3 separate regions of the Homo sapiens genome follow, and all the other regions are linked to region 3. A link is a loop called in an ENCODE intact Hi-C map of the cell type or tissue named here. Cell type or tissue: Calu3. All regions are shown on one strand.

Region 1 (2,500 bases), 220 kb before region 3:
GGTTCTCACTGTCACCCACACTGGAGTGCAGTGGCACGGTCACAGTTTACTGTAACCTCAAATTCCTGGGCTCAACAATCCTTCCACCTTCCGCCTTCCAGGCGGCACAGCTCTGGTTGACAGCTTGGGCTATACAACCAGCTCCACCCCTTACCAGCTGGGTGCCTTGGCCGATGAACTCCCTAAGCCTCGATGTCCTCATCTGTAGAGTGAGGTCAGTATCCGCCTCATAGGATTGTTGTGAGCAGCACATGAGAACATTGTGAAGTTCTTGGGGATGTGCCTGGAATGTATCAAGTGTTATTGTTTTTACTTTTTATCACCACTTAGCTCCTTTCTTTATCTATGCTAATAGAGGGGAGTTCGGCGGGGATACATTAAAACTCCTTTTTCTCCAGTCTTAATCCCAAGGTACAAAGTGCCCTTTTCTGCTCAATGCCATACTAGACCTCATTCCCTGAGGGTAATGCCCTATTTCTTTCTTTCTTTTCTTTTTCTTTTTCTTTCTTTTTTTTTTTTTGAGACGGAGTCTCGCTCTGTCGCCCAGGCTGGAGTGCAGTGGCACATCTCGGCTCACTGCAAGCTCCGCCTCCTGGGTTCACGCCATTCTCCCGTCTCGGCCTCCCGAGTAGCTGGGACTATAGGCGCCTGCCACCAAACCCGGCTAATTTTTTGTATTTTTTCACCGTGTAAGCCAGGATGGTCTCGATCTCCTGACCTCGTGATCCGCCCGTCTCGTCATCCCAAAGTGCTGGGATTACAGGTGTGAGCCACCGCGCCCCGCGGTAATGCCCTATTTCTAAAAGAAGTTTTCCTAAAAGTTATCTTAAACCATAGTGCCCAAACCATCAATGCCTTGTTCATTGCAGTGAGACGAATGCATTTTGCCTTACATTAAAGCATGAAGAATATAAGTGTATTTACCCTCTTGAGGTTACCAATTTTTAAAAGGGAATGATATAATTTAAAATTTAAAAGCTAATTTTCTAAGGACAAGAAGTATTTTAAAAACAGATCAATAGGTTTTTGCTTTGGTTGACATAAGGTATCTCTAGTCATCAAAATAAACAACCTTTAAATGTCCAGCATTTGGATGTTTAAATCCAAACTGAGCGGCTAATATCTTGAATTAACCCATTTCACACCCAAGCACACCGACTAATACGGGAAGGCAGATGATGTATTCAAGGCTATGTGCACTATATCCAGTAGGTGGCAGCATAGGAAAACTTATGGCACTATTGTAGCTGGTAGGATGAGCCAGAAATCTTAATACCAGGAGCAGTTGGTGACTGCCCTTCTTAGGCAAGATGGAGCAGTTTGATAGCATATCCCATATCATTCTTTATTTTAGCGCCGTGTTTCAGACTGGATGAATTTGTCCAGCTACAGATTGGCTAAAGCTGGCCCTGTGAATTGCTTGTTGGTCCATTCATATTTTTGGGTAGGTTCTATTTATTTTTTCATGAAAGTAAAATGAAAGAGAGAAGCAGTAATAATTTCACAAGTTCACTATAATGAATGTCTCTTCTGCTTACGTCGAGTTAGATATTATCCCAAATATAATTGATTTTATGTAATCAATTATATTATCAGTTCTACTTCTAGTAAAACCTTGCTTTCAAATCTATCTTAACATAAGGGTTTAATATAAACCAGTTTGACTTTTCCATCAAGAAAACTGAATCTGGTTCCAACATTGACATTAATTAGTTGGGTTACATTAATCAATTCTCTTTTCTTTTTTTGGTCTCAAATGTGTGTGTGTGTGTATATATATATTTTTTGTTTGTTTGTTTTTTGTTTTGAGATGGAGTCTCACTATGTTGCCCAGGCTGAAGTGCAGTGGCGTGATCTTGGCCTACTTCAGCCTCCACCTCCTGGGTTCAAGCAATTTTCCTGCCACAGCCACACAAGTAGCTGGGATTACAGGTGTGTGCCGCCACACCCAGCTAATTTTAAGTATTTTTAGTAGAGACAGGGTTTTACTATGTTGGCCAGGATGGTCTAAAACTCCTGACCTCAAGTGATCCGCCCACCTCAGCCTCCCAAAGTGCTGGGATTATAGGCGTGAGCCACTGTATCCAGCCTCAATTATATTTTAAAATAAAAGAATTAGGTAGGCTTGAATTCTACTAAAGTCTCATATCCTATTATGTACCACAAGCTTTGAAAATGTTCTTTTTTTTTTTTTTGAGAAGATAGTAGCAGCAATGAAATAATAGTTATTATTTTCCAGGGTAACAATTTTAAGAGATAAATACCCATTTGCATACGTAAATCCTAATTAATCCCATTCCCTTGTGGTCATAATTCCAACAATGGCAATTAGATGTGGCACGTTTGGGTTGGGAACAGATCCTCAATTTAGGAGTTTTTCTATGATCTATATTTTTTTACTTAATGTAATTTGTTTCATTGTAATACACATTTGTTTCCCTTTTAGTGCTTTTTTGGGGTTCTTACAATAGAGCTGATAATCTTTTTAATGGGTGCTTTC
Region 2 (2,500 bases), 150 kb after region 3:
TGGGTATCTAAACTACTTCATCTGCTTTTCTCAAACTGAGTCACAAGGTAGGTCTGTTTTTCCCATTTTGAAAAAGCTCTAGGTCTTCCTCTTGAAAATTCAGTACTTATGTTTTCTGATCCAGGAAAACAGACAATCGGATCTTTCTTGAAACATTGCATTTTGCAGTGAGAGCAGGGTGAAGGCATTTGAGTAGGTGCCGTTTTTCTTATAACTGAGACCAACTGCAAATTCCTTTTAGATGGCAAATGTCAATAAACATTTCTTGAGAAACTGGTTTTCTCCATCTAGAAGTAGTTGTAAGATTGCTAGATTTAATGATTTTTAAAAGTCATTAAAGATATTTAGATAAAGATAAAGATGCATTTACAGATTTCGAGAAAGCATACATCAGGGAAAATAAAAAATTAACCTGGCCTATCTATCCAGTTACCTGGGTCAAAACCTCATTTTTTTTTAATTTGAAAAGTTTAGTACAAAAAAAAGTTTAAGACATGGAGAGCCTGATTCTCCATATAGATTCCCTGTCTTCCAGTGGCAGTAGATATTTGGAGGTATAAAAGTGAAAAGAGAAACCCATGCACAGCATATGTGGCACCTGGGTCTGGCACCGCAGTGCCAGAGCATAAATAGACTGATTTTCCAGGCTTGTGTCCAGATAAGTTGTCCAAGACGAGAGCCAGGAAATCGCTCAGAGTCACAGAACCGTTGCTCGGGAAAGGACGTTGGACATCACTTGTTCCAACCCATAGAGGTTAAATGATCAGTCCGAGCTCACCAGCAACTCCATGTGAGAAACAGGCCCAGCACCCAGACCCTCAGTCTCAGGAGGGTGCTTGCCCTCCTGCTTCACATGTCTAGTACATCTTCCAATGTCGTTCTCTGGGCCAGTCCACCACCAAGATTCTAGTTAAAATGAGCAGCCAGATGCCAGGTAGGCTTTGGGCTAGACCATGTCTCTCTCAAGCCAGGAAACTGCCACCTCCCACCTGAGGCCCCAGGGCTGAGTCTGGCACCCGGGCAGTTTGGATCGCATTCTCAGTTAAGGGGAAGCCAGCTCCTGGCTGAGTCCCATGCAACCTTTCTGTGCTCTCATTCATTCACGTCCAGGGATCTGTTTTTATTTACTTGTTTTCATTCTTGAGAAAGTGTTACCAGTTGGAGAAGGGAAGGGCTCTCCTCTGTTGAGCTGTAACCAAAGAAAAATACAGGTCAGAAAACACATTTTTCCATCAAGGCGGGTTTGTTTGAAGCAAACCGCTGAGTGTATCCCTGCCAACTTTGAACTCATTTCCTTCGAAGTAATGATGTGAGTACAAAAGTAATAAGCCTCCAGGATGGAGTATCCAGACATAAGTTAATTAACCTGGCTTTGGGGATTTCCCTTGATTACAGATAGCCTATATACATTGCAGAATACAGAAAACTGGAGAAAACATCGACTACCTATTACTCAGCCACTCTGAAATTAATGCTAACATTTTTAGAAAATGTATATCCTTCTTTTTCTCAGTGTGTATAAAGTATTTTTAAGTGGGTTCCTGTTATTCAAATTGCTTGCTTTTTCTCTTACTTTATCTGAATATTTTGCTAGCAGTAGCCAGATTTTGATGACTAGCATACATTTAAACTAAGCCTGAGAGTATACATTCCATAAATAAGTGCATAATATTTATTTACTTAACAAGGATTACGCATGTATCTGGCCGCTAATTCCTCAGAACGTGGACTGAACAGAAATCCCCGAGATGAGCTGATGGCTGGGGGCAGTTGGGTCCCCAGGAGCCCTAGGAAGGGGAGAGATTCCAGGAGAGTTCTAATCTTTTGCAGAATAAATGAGTGGGAGGTAGAGGAAAGAAAGGGAATGGAAAAAGCAGTTTGAATCACTTCAGCAATAAACAAGACTCTTAGGTGATAGATTGCCTCTCATGTATCAAAACCTCTCAATACTGGAGGACAGCTTGGAATTGGTGTGACTCCAAGCCCAGGTGGTGGGACATTGAGGTCACCAGCACAGGCAGGGTTCCCACCTCCCCTGCCTTCTAGCAGTATGACCCTCGGTAAGTCGCTTAACCTCCCGGGCCTCAGTTTCTTCACTTGTATGAAGGGAATCATGTTGGTACCTACCTCCTAAGCTTGCTCTGAGAATTATGTGAGACGATTCTTATGAAAGGCCCAACAGCACTGACACGTGGCAAGTGCAGTAAATATTGATTGCAGTTTCTGCTGTTGCTACTATCAAGTTACCGTATCAAATGTCAGGATGTAACCTTTAAAGCACCTTTTAAGGTAAGTTATCTGGAGTTTAGTATTTGAGTGCTGAGCCATAGAGAAATGTCTTGAGAAATGTGAGAATTCTTGAAAGCAGAAGTTCTCCAGCATACATAAGTGGTAAAACGTTGCTGGAATGTGGTATGCTGGTACAATAAGCCTTAGTGAAGTAGTTAGTGCTTGAGCACCCCATCCCCTTTGCATCACACATTAGGTCTTTAGGTCTAAA
Region 3 (2,500 bases):
TTACTTTTATCTATAAAAACAGATCATAATTGTAAAAATCCATATAGGATTGTTCTGAGGATAAAATGAATTGAAAATATGTATAAAATTCTTTGTTCAGTGTTTGGAACATAGCAGGCACTTAAATGTTAACTTTCCCCCGTTCGTCTATGTAACAGAGAAATTACTACTTCTTGAGGTTTCTAGGAGATTCCAGTGAGAGAATACAGTCAAGCACTCAGCATAGCATCTGGCACTTGCTTGGCACCCTGTACCACTGGCTGTTCTTATTATTGTTTTTGGAAATAGTCCAAAAGTCAATTATGAATATGACATAGTCATTGCAACTCTGTGTCACTGTGCACCCAGTGGCTCGCTCCCTTGGGCTGCCAGCAAGCCACGGGATGAAGGCATTTGGATTATACTTTCTAGCTTCTCTCATCTAGCTTGTGATCAAAAACTGGGCAAGAAAATTTGGGTCCCTTACAAACTTGATCATGTGTGAATAATGAACTTTGGCTGGCAGAGCTTGGGGACTAGAGTGATTGTTTTGAAAACAATAACCCTGACCTCTGTGGTGATGTCATTTTCTCCCATCCATCCAGTCTGTTGTGGTTTTCTTCTCTGGGAAGCTGTTCCAGAACCTTCTAGGCAGTGTTAATAGGTTCTTGTCTGGCTGCTAAGTACCCATACACAACTCCACTTTAGTGCTATTATAGAGCTCTACCTCTTTGTCCCATCTTTGTACCGGATTGAGAGCTTTCTTGAAGACCCTTTGTCTTTGTATTTCACTCATTGGACACTGGTGTAGCAAATAATCCATCTATAGAAACACTTGGTGAATAGATTGAGACCAAGTTATAAGATTTCTACCTAGGCCACCTGATCATCAATGACTGCCTTTAACTTTCTCCCAGTCTTAGTCAGTATTATTCTCTCTCTCTGTGTTTCTGACACACACACACACACACACACACACACACACACACACACACACTTTGTATAAACAACAGACCCATCCCTAAAGACTGGGAGACCAAAGGATGGATGTATTTGCTTTCTTCAAGTGTAAGATTCTCTATTACAAATTCCATCTTCCTAGGAGTCATAGAACTGAACTTAAAAGTTTTGTTTTGCAAACGTATTGTCATGAAATGAAAGTGTGAGTATGTTAATCTACAAATAAGTGACCAATAAAGAATGTCTTAGTGGATTTTTGTCTCAGTTCCTGTGTTGCTGAAATGATTTTCCAAAGATAAGAAATCTGTTGGCAAACACTTATTCTATCATCACTGATAAATGAGCTGCTTGTCAGAAGGAGGTCTGGCCTTAGATTCTTGTCATGATTTCAGCATGAGATGTGGTGTGTCACGGATGTGTCCTAGTCTTGTAGGACAGGTTGAGGGTTGATGGTGTAACTTTGTGTGGAGACATTTTATCACATGGAGGAATTGTTGGCTATCGACCATGTGCTGCATAGCACCAAATTAGGCACCAAGAGGCATAAAAACAGAATGTAAGACATGATCTTCAAAAGTTTTATGATGTGCTTGGGGACTGGACCCACACACACAGAGCAGTTAAGTTACAGTGTAAACCAGTGTACGAGTAAATGTAAAACCAACAAAGATTTAATCTCCAAGATTTAATAAGAGGTTAAATGAGGATACTGTTATGACTTGGGAGACAGTTAATTGGGGAGATATAATATTAATTGACTATTAAGAATAGGTTGAGGGAAAGGGAAAATCATCTTTATAGAGAAAAACAAGTAGTTTTTTCTTTCTTTATACTTTCATAACACTCTGGTCACAAAAATGTGTGGTTTTTATCCCTCATAATGACCAATTCTCCAATACCAGCTGGTTATCTTAAAGTTTAACTTAATCTCGACACTAACTGGAGATAATACAGACTACACAGGTTAAGGGCTCAGTCCCACAAGACTGCCCCCACCCCTCATTTAGATGCCAGTTGCAAATAACAGGTCCTCAGGTGATCCACAACTTCTGTCCACTTGGCTACAAATTGGAGGCTCTCATGGCCTCCTTCTTGGGTTTGAATATTTATCAGAATGGCTCACAGAACTCCGGGGTACATCCGTGTATTTATGGATTTATTCTAAAGGATCTGATAAAGGGTACACATGAACAGCCAAATGGAAGATGCAGAGGGGAAGGCGTGGGGCCAAGGGAATAGGGTTTTCATCCCTTTCTTGTTGGTCCATCCTCCCAGCACCTCCACACGCCCAGCAACCCAGTATATCTTCAGACTCTTGAAACAGAGGGATTGAAACCGGGATTTTTATGGAGGCTTTGTCACTTAGGCATGATTGGTTGTTAATTCCATTTCCAGCCTCTCTCCCCTTCCTGGAGGATGGGAGTGGGGCTAGAAGTTCCAAGCTTCTAATCGTAGCTTGGTCTTTCTGGTAACCAGCCTCCATCTAGGAGCCTACCAAGAGTCACCTCATTAGAGCAAAAGACACTCCTATCACCCAGGAAATTCCAAGGGATTAGGAGTT

Evidence for each region. A loop is a pair of places that touch in the nucleus more often than their neighbours do. Peaks named below come from ENCODE experiments on the same cell type or tissue, not always from the same donor. Only the 100,000 strongest peaks of a DNase experiment are listed, where the experiment ranks them.
Region 1: it touches region 3 in a loop (4-fold over the local background); 3 of 110 quality-filtered maps call a loop at or near these places.
Region 2: it touches region 3 in a loop (3-fold over the local background); 6 of 110 quality-filtered maps call a loop at or near these places.

Annotation. Positions count from the first base shown.
Region 1 is chr4:41,280,014-41,282,513 of GRCh38, forward strand. No RefSeq gene overlaps it. Among named protein-coding and RNA genes, the nearest start is that of UCHL1, 24 kb to the left of the region's middle. In Calu3, a CTCF peak has its summit at 1,270; a DNase peak (open chromatin) is centred at 1,218.
Region 2 is chr4:41,656,074-41,658,573 of GRCh38, forward strand. The region is part of intron 18 of LIMCH1 (LIM and calponin homology domains 1); the gene reads left to right. Among named protein-coding and RNA genes, the nearest start is that of LIMCH1-AS1, 35 kb to the right of the region's middle. In Calu3, no CTCF peak of the experiment used is centred here; no DNase peak of the experiment used is centred here.
Region 3 is chr4:41,504,994-41,507,493 of GRCh38, forward strand. It overlaps a transcript of LIMCH1 not described here. Among named protein-coding and RNA genes, the nearest start is that of LIMCH1, 32 kb to the right of the region's middle. In Calu3, no CTCF peak of the experiment used is centred here; DNase peaks (open chromatin) are centred at 328 and 1,358.